Linked DNA regions of Homo sapiens: region 2 is linked to region 1. Evidence: read pairs that join two places in POLR2A ChIA-PET (ENCODE). Cell type or tissue: GM12878. All regions are shown on one strand. Links, peaks and the distances in the headings refer to the core of each region. The heading gives the core; the rest is flanking DNA.

What was found. Peaks named below come from ENCODE experiments on the same cell type or tissue, not always from the same donor. Only the 100,000 strongest peaks of a DNase experiment are listed, where the experiment ranks them.
Region 2: POLR2A ChIA-PET joins it to region 1 with 7 read pairs; 1 of 35 experiments calls an interaction of 5 or more read pairs at or near these places.

What each region holds. Positions count from the first base shown.
Region 1 is chr12:120,623,947-120,628,336 of GRCh38, reverse strand. No RefSeq gene overlaps it. Among named protein-coding and RNA genes, the nearest start is that of CABP1-DT, 14 kb to the left of the region's middle. In GM12878, for the core only: no CTCF peak of the experiment used is centred there; a DNase peak (open chromatin) is centred at 2,406.
Region 2 is chr12:120,354,688-120,359,077 of GRCh38, reverse strand. It overlaps MSI1 (musashi RNA binding protein 1), which reads left to right. Exons shown (of 15, transcript NM_002442.4): 7 at 25-73; 8 at 1,180-1,262; 9 at 2,059-2,176. Among named protein-coding and RNA genes, the nearest start is that of MSI1, 12 kb to the left of the region's middle. RefSeq lists enhancers at 1-93, 94-706, 2,143-2,643. In GM12878, for the core only: a CTCF peak has its summit at 2,379 (motif pointing left); a DNase peak (open chromatin) is centred at 2,357.

The DNA of each region.
Region 1 (4,390 bases), core at 285-4,284:
ATTCTCAATGTTCACCTTTTCCCAAGGCTATAATAACAACTTAAAGATAAAACTTAATTCCCCTTTACAACATAATTGTGCAGTAGAGTTTGTATGAGCTACATATAATTCAGAGAACAAGCATTCTCATGCCATCAAAATTCATGTTAACAACTATAAAGAGAAAACCCTAGAATTGAGGCCCCTGACTTTCAATGTAGCAGAAAATATATTTCAGTATTTAAATCTATCTAACAGATATTTGAAAGTCTACTATATGTCCAGCAAGGTGGTGATCTTACAGTGGGGGAAAAACATGGACGTGGCCCCTGCCTTTTTGAAACTTAGTCTTGTTTTCTAAAATAAATATGCTTCTAGGCCGAGCTCAGTGGCTCACACCTATAATCCTAGCACTTTGGGGGTGCTGAGGTGGGAGGATTGCTCAGGCCCGGAGTTTGAGATCAGCTCAGGCAACATAATGAGACCTCATCTCTACTAAAAATAAAAAATCATCCAGGCACGGTAGCGCATGCCTATGGTCCCAGCTACTAGGGAGGCCGAGGTGGGAGGATTGCTTGAGCCTGGGAGATCAAAGCTGCGTGAGCTATGATCATGTCACTACACTCCAGCCTGAATGAAAGAGCAAGACTCTGTCGCAAAACGATTTTTTTTAAGTAAATAAATAAATGTGCTCCTAAAAAGTTGAATGTAAATTGCAATTCCATAAATCAAATAATATGTTGTATGCTCATGGGGAGCATACTATTTGAATAATAATTTGTAAAATAATTACCCTTTAATCTTTTGAACTAATCAAATTTTTCATCCACCCAGGTACTTCAAATGAAATTTATCTTTAGTCTGTAGGGAGGATTGATCTCCTCCAATGCTCCTGGAATGGTGCAAATTGTGGAATGGAATTTAGAGGAGAGATAGGGAATTACCATTTATAGACCACATATAGAATGCTAGGCAATTTGCGTCTTTTAGCATATTTAACCCTGAGAAGAAACACATAGTCCATTGTTCTCTTCTTTTCTATTTCTGAAAATAAAGTTTTAAAAATTAGTATGGCAGGTGTGGAATTCAAAATCCATTTTTCTGAATGAGAAAGAAAAGCAAAATGATTCAGTGCAGGACTCTAAAAATTACATTATCCCCCAATTTCAGTGGCTTCCTGCTGCTCTTAGGATCAAGTCCAAAATTCTTCCCAAGGCCACTGTTCCCACGCCCATCAGTTCTCGAGACCATCCAGGCTCATTCCCCCTTGAAAGCTTTTACCCTCCTCAATGTCCCTGGTCCGTCTGCAACCTCTTTCTCTCCCAGCTCCCCCAGATTAACTCGGATGCATCCCTTCAGTTTCCACTCAGTTTCCACTTCCCAGGGAAAGTCTATCTCCCCAGCTGGGTCCTTGTCACTGTATCTTTAGTGCTGAACACCAGGGAAGGGCTCATTTGTTACCTGGGTGAACGGATGAGGAAGGGCTGCCCAGAAGGGCTGACCTGCCTCAGGCCAGCCATTTCCCTGGTTGGTTTCCTTTGGTCCCAGGGGCCTGGGAAAGCCTCCCTCAAACATGGAAAGGGTGACTGGGAGCACCTCCTGTAATCCCAACACTTTGGGTGACCAAAGCGGGCAGGTCGCTTGAAGCCAGGATTCCAGACCAGCTTGGGCAACAAAGTGAGACCCCCTCTCTACAAAAAAATTTTAAAAATAACTTGGGTGGGCCGGGCGCGTTGGCTCATGCCTGTAATCCCAGCACTTTGGGAGGCCGAGGCAGGCGCATTGCCCGAGCTCAGGAGTTCCCGAGACCAGCCTGGGCAACACGGTGAAACCCCGTCTCTACCAAAATACAAAAATTAGCCAGGCGTGGTGGCAGCCGCCTGTAATCCCAGCTACTAGGGAGGCTGAGGCAAGAGAATCGCTTGAACCCGGAGGGTGGAGGTTGCAGTGAGACAGGATCGCGTCACTGCACTCCAGTCTGGGAGACAAAATGAGACTAGGTCTCAAAAAAAAAAAAAAAAAAAAAAAAAATAGCTTGGGTGATTGTGCGAACCTGTGGTCCCAGCTACTCAGGAGGCTGAAGCAAGAGGATCCCTTGACCTGGGAGGCAGAGGTTGCAGTGAGCTGTGATTGCACCACTGCACTCCAGCCTGGGCAACAGAGCTAGACCCTGACTCAAAACAGAAAACATACGAAGGTCAAAAGAACCCTCATTTGAGGTTCTGGAAGGTCTTTGCCTTCTCTCTCAGCCCTTCAAGTGCACACTCGGGTGTTCCAAGGACCCCAAGCTCCAGCCGAGGTGAGAAGAAAGCTGTCCCAAGGGTCCCCACTGACGACAGAAAGTTCCTGAGGCCTCGCCCTTGAGGACTTGGGTGGCGTCAGGCCACGTGACTCATGGCGGCTGCGCATGCGCAGGGCGATTATTCAGCAGGCTCTCTCCAGTCCCGCCCCAAAATTGCGAGGGCAGGCAACGGTGCAGCAGTGGGGCTGGTCGGCGGTGAGAGGGGGTGGGGGGTTCCAGATATCACCTGAAAGGTCAATGTGGGGTGGGAGTGTATTGAGCACCACCCGGTGGCAGGCATTGAACTGCATTTTCTCACTGTAACTCCCACAGGCTCTGTGTAAGAGGGACGCACACATTGGTGTGTCCATTTTACAGATAGAAAAACTGAGGCCCCATTTTTTTTTGTTTGTTTGTTTGAGACAGAGTTGTGCTCTTATCGCCCAGGCTGGAGTGCAATGGCGCGATGTCGGGTCACTGCAACCTCCGCCTCCCAGTTTCAAGCTATTCTCCTGCCTCAGCCTCCCAAGTAGATGGAATTACAGGCACGTGCCACCACGCCCAGCTAATTTTTGTGTATTTTTAGTACAGATGATGTTTCACCATTTTGGCCAGGCTGGTCTCGAACTCCTGACCTCAGGTGATCCACCCGCCTTGGCCTCCCAAAGTGTTGGGATTGCAGGCATGAGCCACCGCGCCTGGCCCCTGTTGTCTTTAGAACTTGTCCAAGTGCACAAGTGCAGTACTGGGATTCCAAAGGCGCAAGCTCTCTTAAGTCCTCCCATATTCATAAGTAAAGTTTGTTTTCCCAAATTGTAGCCACCACTGGGACGGAGTTCCTTCTCTTCTTTTCTGGTAACCCCAAGCCAGCTGCCTGCATAGATTTATGTCCTGGCTGTGTGACCTTGGGCCAAGTCATATCATTACTGAGCCTGAGTTTCATCATCTGTAAAATGATCATGTAAGCCCGACCCGGTGGCTCACGCCTGTAAACCCAGCACTCTGGGAGGCCGAGGCGGGCGGATCACGAGGTTAGGAGATCGAGACCATCCTGGCTAACACGGTGAAACCCTGTCTCTACTAAAAAATACAAAAATTTAGCGAGGCGTGGTGGCCTGGGCCTGTAGTCCCAGCTACTCAGGAGGCTGAGGCAGGAGAATCGCTTGAACCAGGGAGGCGGAGGTTGCAGTGAGCCAAGATCACGCCACTGCACTCCAGCCTGGGCAACAGAGCGAGACTCCGTCCCAAAAAAAAAATTGATGACATAGTCAAACACTGTGGCACACGCCTGTAGTCCCAGCTACTTGGAAGGCTGAGGTGGGAGATCTCTTGACCCCAGGAATTCAAGGCTGCAGTGAGCTATGATCACACCACAGCACTCCAGCCTGGGCGACAGAGTGAGGCCCCACCTCTTAAAAAAAAAATGGGCTGGGCACGGTGGCTCATGCCTGTAATCCCAGCACTTTGGGAGGCCAAGGCGGGTGGATCACAAGGTCAGGAGATCAAAACCATCCTGGCTAACATGGTGAAACCCCGTCTCTACTAAAAATACAAAAATTAGCTGGGCGTGGTTGCGTGCACCTGTGGCTCCAGCTACTCGGGAGGCTGAGGCAGGAGAATTGCTTGAACCCAGGAGGCGGAGCTTGCAGTGAGCTAAGATCGCGCTACTGCACTGCAGCCTGGCGACAGAGCGAGACTCTGTCTCAAAAGAAAAAAAAATGATGACAATATTGCCTGTCTTTCATGACTTATGAAAACTAACTCTTCCAACAAAAATCTAGTGATCCCTACCAGATGCTAGGTATTATGCTAGTCCCAGGGAGTGCACCATAAAAAGAAGAGAAAACAAGAGATCATCTGGCAATTAAGCCAGATAGCGTGTGAACATGCTAATAAACTCCAAAGCCCTGTCAGGGATTGTTCTAGAAACCTGGGCAAGGTTGGACCCATTTCTCATTAAGAACAGATGAGATCTAAAAATGGGCTTGGCATCCCCATTGAAGCCTGCAGTTCTCCTGCAGGCTTCCCTTGTTGGAAGGTGGGCAGTTCTGCTGTGGGTTTCTCACAGCTGGCTCCTGAGGAAGTGGAAACAGCCTGTTACAGGTGTGGGGAATCACAGCCAGCAGGCTC
Region 2 (4,390 bases), core at 161-4,160, 270 kb after region 1:
CCTCCATGGCGGGCTGTGTTTCAGGTGGACGACGCCATGCTGATGTTTGACAAAACCACCAACCGGCACCGAGGTGAGTGTGGCCCCCTCCCCCTTCCCAGGCTGGGCCCCGTGGTCAGCCAGGGGGCTGCAGGTCACAGCTGCCCTTTCATCTCGCCTTCTGACATCCTATCCCCCAGGATCTGCGTCCTCTCCCAGGCCTGGCCTTACAGAAGGCTTTTGTCCCACCATTTCCTGTGCTAGAAACTTGCCGAATTGCAGACACACGAGACGAACAGAGGAGTACCCACCCCCCCAGTCCCTGCAACCCACTGAGTCTCCTACCCCCACCCTAGTGGTGTCTGCCTCTGCCCGGGCTTACCTTGTCCCTGGTAACCAGAGCTTAGGCCAGGCCGCCCAGGGTCAGGCTGACTCCACAGCCCCAGGCAGTCACCTCCTGCCCAGCCCCCAGCCCCCAGCCCCGTTGCCTCTGAACCTGTGAGCATCTGGGCCACACCGTGTGCGTGTGCGCCACCTGGCTGTTTTTCTCCCGAGGGCCTTACCTTCTGAGAAATCCCTTTCCAGTCCCTGGGGCACACCCAGGAGGAGACAGGGTTGTTTCTCCAGTTGTTTCAGGACTTTTAGTCCATTTTGGGAGTGGGGTATGTGTTCTGTGTGTGTGTGTATTTGTATCTGTGCAAAAGGGGGTATCTGTGCCTAAATATCTGTTTATATCTGGTATGTCAGGGTAACTGCATGTGTCTGCGTGATACGCAGGTATCTAGATGTATGCATGCGTGAATGTGTGTCTATGTACATTTGTATGTTTGGACATGTACACCTTTGTGTAAGTTTAAATGAGTGTGCATGTGTGTTCCTTCTTCCCTCTTTGGAAAACACCTGAGGACTAGAAAAAGCATGTTGAGTGTATTCTCATCACAGCTCTACCACTTTCTAACTTGCTGTGTGACCTTGGGCAAGTTACTTCACTTACCTGAACCTTATTTTCCTCATCTGTATTCTGGGACTTGAAACCCTGTCTCAGTGGATAGTTGAGAGGATTCCAGGCTGTGAGCAGAGCCTTTCATTAACTCTCACTCGCCAGAGAGAGAGGAGCGGGGATATTGGTACGACCTGGGGTTGAGTTTTGACCCTGCGCTCTGGTTCTGACCTTGCCTTTATCCTTTGTCCAACCTCTAGGGTTCGGGTTTGTCACGTTTGAGAGTGAGGACATCGTGGAGAAAGTGTGTGAAATTCATTTTCATGAAATCAACAACAAAATGGTGAGTTGGGTCCGGGCGCAGTGGCTCACGCCTGTAAGCCAAGCACTTTGGGGAGGTTGAGGTGGGCAGATTACATGAGGTCAGGAGTTTGAGACCAGATTGGCCAACACAGTGAAACCCTGTCTCTACTAAAAATACAAAAATTAGCCAGGCATGGTGGTGCGTGCCTGTAATCCCAGCTACTTGGGAGGCTGAGGCAGGAGAATCGCTTGAACCCGGGAGGTGGAGGTTGCAGTGAGCTGAGATTGTGCCACTGCACTTCAGCCTGGGCAACAGAGTGAGTGAGACTCCGTCTCAAACAAAACAAAACAAAAACAAAAACATGGTGAGTTGGGATTGGATGGAGCGCAGGCACAGAGAAGACTGGGGCTCCTTGTGGGGCCTGCCAGGGAAGCTATGAGGTTCTAAAGGCAGGCAGAGGGGCTTCGAGTGAGTGGAGGCAGAGCCAGTTCTTCCAACCCCTAAAAACCTAGACAGGGAGGCAGTGTCACACGGTAGTTAATCAGGCAGATGACCTCCCTTCTCTGAGCCTCAGTTTCCACATCTGTCAAATGGGACTGGAAAAGCTCCTCCATCATAGTATTGGTAGTATTGGTGTAAGCATTCATTGAACGATTGCATGCAAAGCCGTTTACACACTCCCCAGCACATAGTGAGTGCTCCATCAGTGGTAACCATGAAATAGTTTTCAGCTGGACAGTGAAATTAATAAAATTAATAAAGGGGCTTTCCAGGGAACAAGAGGGCTAATGACTCTAGCTCTGTGGGAAAGACTAACCGCCAGGTCTCATTGCAGGTGGAATGTAAGAAAGCTCAGCCAAAGGAGGTGATGTCGCCAACGGGCTCAGCCCGGGGGAGGTCTCGAGTCATGCCCTACGGAATGGACGCCTTCATGCTGGGCATCGGCATGCTGGGTATGCGCGAGCCTGCGCCTGCGGCTTCTTTCTGCCAGAACTGCTCCCAGGACTAGCAGGGGCTGTGTGGGTGTTGCACCTCCCCTGTGGTCTGCCCTCCTCCTGTCTGAGTCATTGAGCAGGAGTGGGGACAAGGGATCTGTCGGGTCTGGCAGTCCTACCCAAGGTGGGGTGGTTTGGTTGGGGGGTGCTGCCCTCTGGTGGTAGCCAGCAGAAAGGTCCAACCATATTCATTGGTCCTGTCAATCTGTCCATTCTCTCGTCCATCCATCCCTCCATCTGTCCATTCCTCTATCCATTCATCCATCCAGTACACAGTTATTGAGCAACTCTATATGCCAGACATTATGCCAGGAACTGCAACAATGACTTTCTTTACAATCTGGCAGGGAAAACAAGTAAGAAGATAAAATAGATTTCAGATGCAGAAGTGTAGGGTGCCGAGGGAGTGTGGTCACAGGGAACTTGACCGTGACTTGGAGAAGTGGGAAAAGAAGTTACATTTAAGTTGAGTCTGCGGGTGGAGTAGGAGCCAGTGATGGGGAGGCTGGAGAGACGGGAAGGGGAAAAGTGTTCCAGGCGGAGGGAACAGCATTTGCAAAGGCCAAAGGCCTTTGGAGGGGGCAAAAGGAAGGCTGCCTGGTCTTATTCATTCAGGTAATATTTATTGAGCAACTTCTGAGAAGGAGAGCCTGCTCTCATGGGGCTCTCCTTCAAGTTGGAGACAGGAGTAAATGGGCACTGCCACTACAGAGTGACTGGAGGCTGTGGGAGGCCCCTAAACCCACCTGGAGGTTGAGGAGACTTCCTGGAAGAGGTGAAGGCTGCCATGAGCCTTGAAAGCTGAGCAGGAGTCAGCTGTGCTTTGGGTCCAAGACTGAGGGTGGTAAATCTGAGTTTGGCCCCCCAGGAAGCTCATAGGCTCCCTGGGGAGATGAGATGTGTACACACAGAAAGAGAACAGTACAAGGGGGTCTTTATGCCAGGCATGGGGGAGTGGCACACAGAGAGGTACTCTGGGAATTCAGAGGAGGGGGCACGGCATGGGCTAGAGGGTCAGAAGTCGGGGAGGCGAGCAGCCTCCAAATAGGGCACAGTCTTCCTTGAAGCTTTTCTTTTTTCTTTAACATGTTATTTGGAAGTAATCCCAAACTCAGAGGAGCTGCAAAAATAAAACAGTACAAAGAACATCCATATACCCTGTTATCAGATTCACCTGTTCTTAACATTTTGCCCCCATTTTGGTTGATCAGTTTTACTCTATGTGTATATATGTGTGTGTATGTGTGTTTGCAAATATGTATGTACACATGTATAGACACACAGACTTGTGATTTTTCACTGAATCATTTGAGGGCTAGTTACATGCATCGTGGCCCTTTACCCTTTGATGCTTCCTAAGATTAGGGATATTCTTTCATGTAACCACAGTTTAGTTATCAACTTCCTAAGTTTATAATTGATACAATATTTTTTTCTTTCTTTTTTTTTTTTTTTTTGAGACGGAGTCTCACTCTTTCGCAGGCCGGACTGCAGTGGCGGGATCTTGGCTCACTGGAAGCTCCGCCTCCTGGGTTCACGCCATTCTCCTGCCTCAGTCTCCCGAGTAGCTGGGACTACAGGCGCCCGCCACCGTGCCCAGCTAATTTTTTGTATTTTTAGTAGAGACGGGGTTTCACTGTGTTAGCCAGGATGGTCTTGATCTCCTGACCTCGTGATCTGCCCGCCTCAGCCTCCCAAAGTGCTGGGATTACAGGCGTGAGCCACCGCGCCCGGCCTTGATACAATATTTTTATCTAATCTACTTTCTATTTTCCAATTTTATCAATTGACCCAATAATGCTCTTTTTTTTTTTTTTTTTTTTTTTTTTGGTAGAGACGGGGTCTCACTATGTTGCCCAGCTGGTCTCGAACTCCTGGCCTCAAGCAATCTTCTCACCTCAGGTTCCCAAAGTGTTGTGGTGGTAGGCATGAGCCACCATGGCCAGCCAGACCCAGTAATGCTCTTTATAGAATATTTTTGTCCTTCAGAATAAGATCCAGGCTAGAATCAGGTATTGTAGTTAGTTGTCTTGTCTCTTTCACTTTGTTTTATTTAGAACATTGAGAAAGTTTTATTCTAAGGTGATTCATGAGCTGTTTTCACCCTTCATTTAAGAGGTGGAAAAAGAAGTTAGGCACCTTGGCTCACGCCTGTAATCCCAGCACTTTGGG